Regions from separate parts of the Homo sapiens genome. Here all the other regions are linked to region 1. The links are chromatin contacts, found by Hi-C or POLR2A ChIA-PET in ENCODE. All regions are on one chromosome and are shown on one strand. Each heading gives the region's core, a stretch centred on a gene start or an enhancer-like site at or near the end of the contact. The rest is flanking DNA. Distances are from core to core; before and after follow the strand shown. Region 1 overlaps RNASEH2B-AS1 (RNASEH2B antisense RNA 1). Region 2 holds the start of SETDB2-PHF11 (SETDB2-PHF11 readthrough). Region 3 holds the start of CKAP2 (cytoskeleton associated protein 2).

Region 1 (2,993 bases), core at 494-2,993:
ACAAATTACTCATAAGACCACTTAAATTAATTAAGTAGTTTCACCTACGAGGAATCAAAATACCTGACTCAAGCTTGTGTATGCAATAAGAACATTTATCTACATAACTGGATTTCAAAGGTAGGGCAGCATTAGTTTCATCCTAAGACTGGTTCTCCTTGTGCTCGCAATATGGCTGCCAGTGGCCATGGGGGATATATACTTCCTGGTATACAATGTAACATGAAATATGAGTCCTTGTTTTTATTCTGCTTATTTCATCTCGGATTATGGTGCCCATCCCTGTACTAATCTCAGGGGATGGAAGACTGCCATTGGCTTCACCTAATTAGGTTCTATCACCAGTGATCCAGATATGGTCAGTTTCCTCTGAGGTATTTGGAAAATAGGTAGTTTTCTGAAAATTACTTTGGTTCTCTAAAGTACTAATGAATATTTTGCAGAAAATGAACACCTTCCATGACTCTCACCCACTGGTGTCTGGGCTGGTGGGACAAGAGAGCATCTGCTGTTTGATGAAATAAATTTATGTTGAGGTTATCAGAGCAGGAGGTTGTTGACAAGCACGGGTGTCTATAATGGTCTTGTAAGAGCTGAAAGTGTTACTGGCGGTGAATCTGTATAGGTCTGCAGCAACAATTCTTACCTTCTCAGAAGAAAGAATTTGGCTCAGGGGCATAAGGCAGAGTGAGAGACTGAGGCAAGTTTTAGAGCAGTGGTGAAAGTGTATTAAAAAGCTTTAGAGCAGGAATGAAAGGGAGTAAAGTACACTTGGAAGAGGGCCAAGCAAGCAACTTGGGAGATCAAGTACACAGTTTGACCTTTTGACTTTGAGTTTTATATGCTGACATACTTACAGGGTCTTGGGTCCCCTCTCCCCTGATTCTTCCCTTGGGGTGGGCTGACCACTTGTGTGCTAGTGCTTGGGAGGGGCCGCATGCGCAGTGTGTTTACTGGAGTTGTACACATGCTTACTTGAAGCACTCTTCTCTTACCAGTTGATTGCTCCTAGAAGGTCATATACCAGTCAAACTCTGCCATTTTGCCTCTTAGTGTGCATGCTTGAACCCACTGGCCCAACTCCTGAGATCTTATCCGGAAGCTGCTGATCACCAGTTTCAGGTGTTTTCTATCTATTGGGAGGCTGCCTTTCCCTGGCATCTGGGTTTCTCATTCACTGCTATTGACTTGGGCCGAAATTACATGTTCCATGCAGCTGGAAGGAAGTTGCCTAAGAAAAGCTATCAAACACTTGTGAGGATTGGAGACTACAGCAAATCCACAAGTGATGAACCTGCTGGCTAGTTCAAGAAAATTCAAGAAATATATTTGGACAGACCTCTAGAGATTTGGCTAAAATAAAGAAGAGCAGACACTTAAAAAAGTATTTTTTCTTTGATTTGTGGTATAATTTTAAATCATGAATCTAACCCATTTCTTGATAGGTGGGTTTGAACTACAGAAATTCTAGTTCAACTTTTACCTCTTCTGAAGGCATCATTTTAATGTTAATGCATGTTGATATATGTCTCCTTTCTTTAGCAATAGGACTTCCTTGAGCTGATTAGAGTAGCTGTGCCATCTGCAAAAACTCTACCTTAATGCATCTACTTTAAAACCTTGAAAACCTTAATGCATCTACTTTGCATGTAAACAGGGAGCATGGCTGTGGCCTAACTGAATTTCAATGCCTGTAAGTGTGGTTTCCTGAAAAAGAAAATGAAACCCTGTCTCCATGTCTTCACAGCATGCATACTTTTTTTTTTTTTAAACTGTGCATCTGAGTCACACTGAACAACTCTCTTTCTACTCCAAAGGGGGAAAATAAGTTAAATTTATGTTTCATGCCTGTAAGGCATTTTAAAGTTAATCGGGCCCTTTGGGCCTAATTTAATTTGTGTAAGATTGCTGTTGATGATTAGAATAGCTATTTAAGATTTTTGTTAACAGTCTGTTATGTGGACTTAATGGAAGCACTCCAAAAGCAGTCTGTTCACTTTCCCCTGTCAAATTCAGGTTACAGAGCCTTCACAGATGTGAGTAGACATCAATACGAAAAGGGGATAGAACACAAATTAAAATCAGAAGTGTACTCAAACTGCCAGTGTTGAGCTTTGGTTAAAAACATCTGTCACATAAAAGCAAACACTCAGAGCCGTTACGTCTTGTAACAGTTGTCTTTATTTTTCATATCTTTGGCATTTTCATCATTTCATGTTAGTGCTGTCTTTGGAATTTTTCATACAAGTGATTGCTTTTTTTAACATCACTGATTTCTCTACACAAACATTTGTAAGGCTTTTGTCTCAACACTACAAAGAGAGAGAATATCAAGCAGAGCTGGAATTTGAATGGTCTCGTAGAATCTGAAAAATGCTAAATGACGAGTTAATGGGTGCAGCACACCAGCATGGCACATGTATACATATGTAACTCACCTGCACATTGTGCACATGTACCCTAAAACTTAAAGTATAATAATAATAAAAAAAGATTTTACTTTAAAAAAAAAAAAAAAGAAAAATCGGCTGACCAACGCAGAGCACTTTAGCGAAGTGAATGTATTTGACTCATTCTGGCCAACATTAGATCAAACTCTCCCTTTGATTCCTGCTACAAGGTTATTTTTCATCGTTTCAAAATTTACAGCTACCATTCTTATTTTACAGATGTCAGTGATCATAAGAAGCCCAGGTCTCCCTTCGGTACTATCAAGGAGATTTCAGGATGCTCTTGAGTCACTTTCCTGATATTTGTCATAAATCACATCTATTTTTTTCAGAGTTAAGATTTTATTTCTCTCATTACTTTGTTTCATAGCTTTTACAATTTCATTCCTTTATTCTGTTTTCATTTTCTGTTTTCCAGGCGTTGTATTTCAAAACCATGGCCCTTCTATTTCCTCTTTCTTATTGTTTTTCTCTTCCATGTTCACTTCTGCCTTCCTTAATTTTCTTTCCCTTCCTTTACTCTCATTTCTTTCACAGAGTGAG
Region 2 (3,037 bases), core at 395-2,894, 1.4 Mb after region 1:
TCACCAGTGCAGTGAGAAGGGTGCAGTGGCGTGATCTCGGCTCACTGCAGCCTCTGCCTCCCGGGTTCAAGCGATTCTCCTGCCTCAGCCTCCCGAGAAGCTGGGATTACAGGGGCCCGCCACCACACGCCCGGCTAATTTTTGTGTTTTTAGTGGAGACGGGGTTTCACCACGTTGGCCAGGCTGGTCTTGAACTCCTGACCTCAGGTGATCCGCCCGCCTCAGCCTCCCAAAGTGTGGGGATTACAGGTGTGAGCCACCGCGCCCGGCCCATAGCTTTGTTTTTAAGCAGCTCTCACCAGCGTTCACACCTGAAAATTTGAAAACTGAACGTGCACAAGTAAAACATGTTTCCTGGAGAAAATCTGCAAAATACAATAAAGCATAAAGGAGAAAATTTAAACACCATCCCATCATCCAGAGACAACTGGTGTTAATATTTCAGAGAGTAAATGGGCTTAAAAAACTTTTTTCCCCTTCTCACTTTTTCATTTTGGTAGAAAAATAATTAAGCCAGTCTGCTTTGCTTCAATGTATGGTTCCTTTTCGTTTCTAAAACAGGCTTTAAAAACACGTTTACCATTTCCTCTCGGCTCCTTACGTTTTAATTGTAACGACAGAACCACGGGTTAAGTCACGCTTAAGAACCACGGGTTAGTCACGCTTCTAACTACTTCACGTGTTCTTATTTAATCCCCCTAACAGTCATGTGGGTTAAATTAGCAGCTCGTTTGCTGATGAGGAAGCTAAGGAATGCCATACCGTAAGTGGCAGACACGAAATAAGGAACCAGGCAGCATGGTTTCAGAGCCTATGCTTTGGTTACTCCATTTGACCTCTTCAAATTTACTCCTCTCCTTGGCCTCATGTGTTAGTATTTACAGAGCTCACTGCAGGTTTCCACATGCCAAAGAGCACAGTTAATTACATATCTTTCCTTACTTAATTACTTATTGGGCTGTGGCTGATAGCGAGTCAGAAGTGTTACTATCTAATCTGAACTCCATGATCTTGGATGAATGACTGAACTTGCTGTATTTAAGGGCTCGTGTAATCTTACCTGTGAAATGGGCTAGTGGTTTAACCTTCAAGTTCTGCTTCTGGGTTTTATACTGCTGTCCATTTCCTGCCGCCCCTTTGACAACCTCAGGTTCCCAGCAGCTTAGGAATCACCTCTCATTAAGGCTGCACCCTGAGACAGACAGGCTGAAATGGAGGTTGGAAACTCAGTGCGCCCGCGGCCCCTTCTGCAGCCAGGACTGCACTTGGGTGCCAGGAGAAGGGAGGCTGCAAGGGCTGGGGTCCAGCCCCTGCTCGGGCGGCCGAGGGCTCCGCGGCGTTTTCAGCTCCTCCAACCTCCCGGCTAGAGGAACTGTCGGGGGCCAGCCACGGCGGTGCCTTGGTTTCACCTGGCTCCGCTGCGTTTTCTACGCCGCCCGCCTGACCTGAGGAGTGAGCTCCGCCAGCTCCGTTGGCAAGGCTGGGTTCCTCCGCGGGTGGGGCTCTCCTCCGACGCCAAGCCGCCCAAACCTCCCGAGCGCAGGTGCCCTCTGGCCGGGAAGTACTTCACCATTTACTAGCCTTCATCTCAACCACAACAGTCCCGCCCTGCCTCTACCGGGGATGAGGGAAGGCGTAACCTCCGCCGGGGACCAGGCCGACCTACCTAAACCGATCACTACATGGGAGGAGTCGGACGCCGGCCGTCCCACCACCCAGCCAGGAGCCCATTGATTGGTCGCACTCCCCACTGGTTCACGCCTCAGAGACTCGGCGCACTTACCGCTGGCACCGCAGTGGCGCCCGAGCGCGCCGCCTCCCGATTGACTGCTAGCGCTCTCGGCTTGTCTCGCGCACTGTAGCTGAGCCAATGGAGTTACTCGTAGTCGAGAGGCCGGCATCACTGGAGTGGTGGCGCAGCTGTTTCCTCCGGTAGGTGTGAGGCTGCCATCTTGTGTGTGGCTGGGACTGGGCTTCTTGGGGGTTGAAAACATACATAGCGCCTGGCCGTAGTGGAGGGGTCCGGAGAGAACAATGGGGTAAAGGAGAGGCCTAAGGGAGGAGACCCAGCGCCTTCCTACTTGCGGAAAGGATGGGTTTCCTGGGCCTGAGTCTCATCCCTGGCTAGAGAGAGCGAGGAATGGTGGTGGTGGTGGTGGTGATGGTTGTGGTGGTGGTAATAGTAGGGATCCCAGGTTTTGGTTTGTTGATCATTGTGGGGGCTGGGCGGGGCCTTTGATGCCTTAACATTGGTTCCTGGGAGCTCTTTTAGTAATTTTTGTCTCGCAAAGATTCTGACCATCAACCCCCTTTGACAAAGGAGGCTAGCTGATGAACTGCCTGATTGAGAAAGGAGCAAAGCTAGTAGTGGAAGGGGAGTGCCTCTCTACTATCCTCAGGTTCAGAAGAGACCTCCTCTTCCGTCCTTTTCGAGGGAGCGGCTGCTAAACAGTTTGCTCTTCGCGGGGGTTACTTTACTAAGGCCATCCTTTGGTAATAGTGGGCGTCAAGTTCTGCGTTTGGGCAAAATTGTACATTAGCGGGCAGCCAAGCATTCCTGCAGCTGTCTTTTTTTTTTCTTTATTTTAAGCTAGAAAGTGGTGGTCTTGCAGAAACGGGGCGTGAAGGAAGAATTTTGTCAAATCTTGATTTCCCCGATAACGATATGTTGAAGATTATAAATCTCTGGGTCTGCCATGACATGCTTGGTCACTTCATGGAGCAGGAGGAGGCTTTGTTAGGGAAAGCACCTTAATTTCTGAGCTCTTTTTGGGGTAGGAGGAAGAAGACAGGACTTAACCTTGTTTCCCTCCTCCTTTTTTTTTTTTTTTTTTAGCATTGTTGTGGATGGCATTGCATTGTCTTTCATTTGAGGGGAAAATGTATTGGATCTGAAGACCAAGCTGATGAAAGGCTAATATTTTGTGGTAGATTTTAGCAGTTTGACTTGCATGAAAAGAAAGCCGATGTATTATTGCCTTCAGCTTAGATTTCAGTTATTCAAGATTAACTGATGAACAACCTAATCAACAATACA
Region 3 (3,026 bases), core at 30-2,529, 1.6 Mb before region 1:
CCACAAAAAGACGTAAAATAATATGTAAGCAGTTTTTCTAAATGTGGCTACTAGAAAATTTAAAATTACAGATATGGCTTACTTTACATTTTCATTGGACAGATCTGATACAATTTTACAGAAGTGAAAAGAAATAAACTTGACCTTACCTGGATAACATCTCATTTTCCTGCTTGTATGCAAAAAGCGTTTTTCTTCTCAACAGATGTTCCTTGAGTTTTTGTCTTCTTTGCTCTAGATAACAAAGGTAAGAGCTACAAGTCAATATTAGTTAAAACATCGATAACGGCAAATAAATCTTGTTGACTAAATGAAGAGTTTACTTCCAAAGCTGGTTCCACCTGAGGTCACATCTATATAACAGAAAATTCTCCAATTCAATATTGCCTTTGAGAAATCACCTTAGAAGAGACTGTTACCACAACAGGTCCCCAAAACCCCTCTGCATAAGAATCACATTCTCTACTCCCTGTGAAAAATCTGGAGAACATCATTTTCTACATACAGCTCCTGCTAGCCAAGCTTTAAGAAACTAAATGGTAGAAGTGAGGCACTAGACTCGAAAGTTCTAATTTACCAGAACTGGGTTAGATGAGAATTACTTTCTTCTGCTTTCCCGTGTGTAGAATAAGGGAATAACAATATTAGTTTTGAAGACCCAACCAACCCTCGGTTTCCATAAAGTCGAAGGAGAAGCTGTGAAATTGGAAATAACACATGATGCGACCCCAGCCCTGCAGAAATTCGCTAGGGACCTAAGAGGCGGAGGACCCAGCGCAGGCGCAGTCGGTCCCTGAACCTGTGCAGCCCCGCCCCCAAGCGGACCCAGGGTCTCCGACACCGACCCCGGCCTGAGGCCCGCGCGTTTCCCCTCGCCTAACGGATTCCTTCTTAGGAGGGCCCATCCCAGCCAGCAGCGACCGCACAGTAACACCACGCAGCGGTTCCTGTTTTTATGATCCGTTCCACAAGGCCAAGAATGAGGCAGGGCGAGGCCGACGCCGCGTTCAGGGATCTCACAGAGCGGGGGAGAGGTGAAGCGCGCCAGCGCGGCCCCGAGCCCCGACCGCCGGGCCCGCGCCCGCCACCGCCACCGCCACCGCCACCGCCACCGCCACCGCGGCCTTCACCTTTGAATGCGGACTGCGCCCTCTGACTCGGGGGCAGCTGCAGGTCCTGGGGCACGGCCGGTGTGCTCATCGTAGCCTCGGGTCGGGGGATGCGTCTCCGCTTTAGCGCCAAGATAGAACTTCCTCAGACCACCGCCGCCGCAGTCTGCACCGCGGCTAAGCCGTCAGACGGCGCGGCTGCCGTCTCCGCCCATTGGTTCCTGCGTGAATTGAATAAGCCAATGGGCGTAGGGAGGCGGAGCCTGGACTGCAGTTGCCGGGGCCGGTCTGGTGTCTGCCCAGTTCGGTTGGGACTGAGTCTGCAGGTTTCAAACCTAAACAGCGCTCTTCATCCTGGACGTGCGATGGGGGAGGAGTCGGCCTGCTCAGTCCCCACGACATAGCAGGACTAGGTTGACAAACAACCGAGATGGGACACATCTTGAGACCCTCACAGTCCTTGGAGGAAGGCAGACGAGAAAAAGACAAGAAAAGTGTTGATTGGCTGCCCTTCTTATTAAACATCGACGCGTTCACTGACGAGGACGTAAACACCGATCTGGCGTACCACGAGCGTGTGTATTTTCGTTTCACAAATACTGCTTCATTTTGAGCATCAATTCTGAGGTGGGACGTTATCACCACTTTTTCCACTGAGAGGTGACAGGTTCAGAGGTTGTTTGTCCACGTTTGCACAGCGTGTGAAGGGGAACTGAAATTGGGATCTACTTTCCATACCTTTATTCTAAGCAATTATCAAATGCAAAAAAGGGAGGAGAGGAGGAGAAACAGAAAAAAATGAAGATAAACCTCATCCCCTCCTCAAGGTTATATATAATTCTCCTTTGAAGATAAAATAGCATTTGTTACAGACGTTTTGTGTTTGTGTGGTTAAGTGTGCCGCCATAATCTTCGTTTTTCTCATCTAAAAATACCACCTTCATAAAACCCACACAAACACTCAATCCACATGACAGAACGAAACAAGTCAGGGCTAGAAGGTTTTAAGAGTGGCAGTGGGGAAGTGAGGGCGAGTCTGGACTGCACCTGCCTGGTTTCAAGCACTGGGTTTACATTTCTTGCCTGATCACTGCAGTAAGGCTGGACTGGACTCTTTCAGCCAGGTTTTAGGTGCTCCGGGCACACAGACGGGAGGATGTGATTTCCCCGTTTACCCTTCCCAGGTCTGAGGGCCTCCACAGCTGGCCCTCGGCTGTGGTCAGTTTTTCCCACTTCTGCCTGCTTTTTTCTTCAGACATCTTATGGTAGCGTCTTGCTAATGAGGAATTTGGTTTGAGATTTTGTGTAGTTTTTTACTTGATGAAATGTCCCAGTTTTAGTTTAACATTGTCCATCACCATCCTTAAGATATAACTTGCTGTTTAAATACGTCTGTCATTATTGTTGATTATTTACTAAAGTTTCATCAGACAGGTGGGGCAACCAGGGATTTCTATTAAGTGAGAACAAAATACAGCGTTAATAAGTGACTCAAAAACCTCCAAAACATTATGCTAAGTAAAAGAAGTAATATATGAAAAGTTACATATGGTATGATTCCATTTATATGAAAGATCTAAAATAGATACATCCATAGTGAAATAACTCAGAATAGTAGTTGCCAGAGGCTGAGGGTAGGGGGAGAATTGGGAGACAGTTTAATGGACAAGGGTTTCATTACCTTGAAGTAAGTGAAATGTTTTGGAATTAGAGGTAGTGGTTGGGTGACATTGTAAATGTATTAATGCCATTGAGTTGTTCACTTTAAAATGATTAATTTTATGTTATGTGAACCTCAATAATTTTTTATAAGTGGGCATGGTAAAAAAAGAAATTGACTCAAAGGATACCATGGAGATCTCAGTAGGCTGAGATGAATAGGAAAACCTGCCAAACTGCTAGGTTTTTCAAAATGGC

Evidence for each region. Hi-C counts contacts between places; a loop is a spot of excess contacts on that map. ChIA-PET counts read pairs that join two places held with the same protein, here RNA polymerase II (POLR2A). Pooled maps may share reads with other maps.
Region 2: a map of naive thymus-derived CD4-positive, alpha-beta T cell shows a loop between it and region 1 (3-fold over the local background). The contact joins the promoter of SETDB2-PHF11 here to the enhancer-like site in region 1. A Hi-C loop is called at or near these places in 2 of 168 maps with a recorded cell type or tissue (CD8-positive, alpha-beta T cell and naive thymus-derived CD4-positive, alpha-beta T cell), 1 of 37 single-sample maps with no recorded cell type and 7 of 50 pooled maps. POLR2A ChIA-PET finds 5 or more read pairs at or near these places in 6 of 52 experiments (CD4-positive, alpha-beta T cell, CD4-positive, alpha-beta memory T cell, CD8-positive, alpha-beta T cell and 3 more).
Region 3: a pooled map shows a loop between it and region 1 (8-fold over the local background). The contact joins the promoter of CKAP2 here to the enhancer-like site in region 1. A Hi-C loop is called at or near these places in 1 of 37 single-sample maps with no recorded cell type and 7 of 50 pooled maps. POLR2A ChIA-PET finds 5 or more read pairs at or near these places in 1 of 52 experiments (naive thymus-derived CD4-positive, alpha-beta T cell).

The regions. Positions count from the first base shown.
Region 1 is chr13:50,892,446-50,895,438 of GRCh38, reverse strand. All of the region lies in intron 1 of RNASEH2B-AS1 (RNASEH2B antisense RNA 1), which reads left to right. Among named protein-coding and RNA genes, the nearest start is that of RNASEH2B, 16 kb to the left of the region's middle. RefSeq lists enhancers at 1,704-1,853, 1,324-1,863. Within about 2 kb of position 1,743, at least 8 of the 41 ENCODE cell types and tissues checked have a DNase peak (open chromatin) inside an H3K27ac peak, as active enhancers do; they include CD4-positive, alpha-beta T cell and CD8-positive, alpha-beta T cell, where a contact is called at or near this core.
Region 2 is chr13:49,442,881-49,445,917 of GRCh38, reverse strand. It overlaps SETDB2-PHF11 (SETDB2-PHF11 readthrough), which reads right to left and starts at 1,644. Exons shown (of 21, transcript NR_135324.2): 1 at 1,061-1,644. It overlaps CAB39L (calcium binding protein 39 like), which reads left to right and starts at 1,854. Exons shown (of 11, transcript NM_001079670.3): 1 at 1,854-1,932. SETDB2 (SET domain bifurcated histone lysine methyltransferase 2) reads right to left here and starts at 1,644. Exons shown (of 14, transcript NM_001160308.3): 1 at 1,061-1,644. RefSeq lists enhancers at 491-1,264, 1,947-2,026, 1,265-2,037, 2,407-2,476 and silencers at 1,737-1,786, 1,458-1,938.
Region 3 is chr13:52,453,731-52,456,756 of GRCh38, reverse strand. CKAP2 (cytoskeleton associated protein 2) reads right to left here and starts at 1,279. Exons shown (of 9, transcript NM_018204.5): 1 at 1,131-1,279; 2 at 150-234. The coding sequence starts at 1,200. CKAP2-DT (CKAP2 divergent transcript) reads left to right here and starts at 1,411. Exons shown (of 1, transcript NR_185890.1): 1 at 1,411-1,982. RefSeq lists enhancers at 1,579-1,658, 1,949-2,128.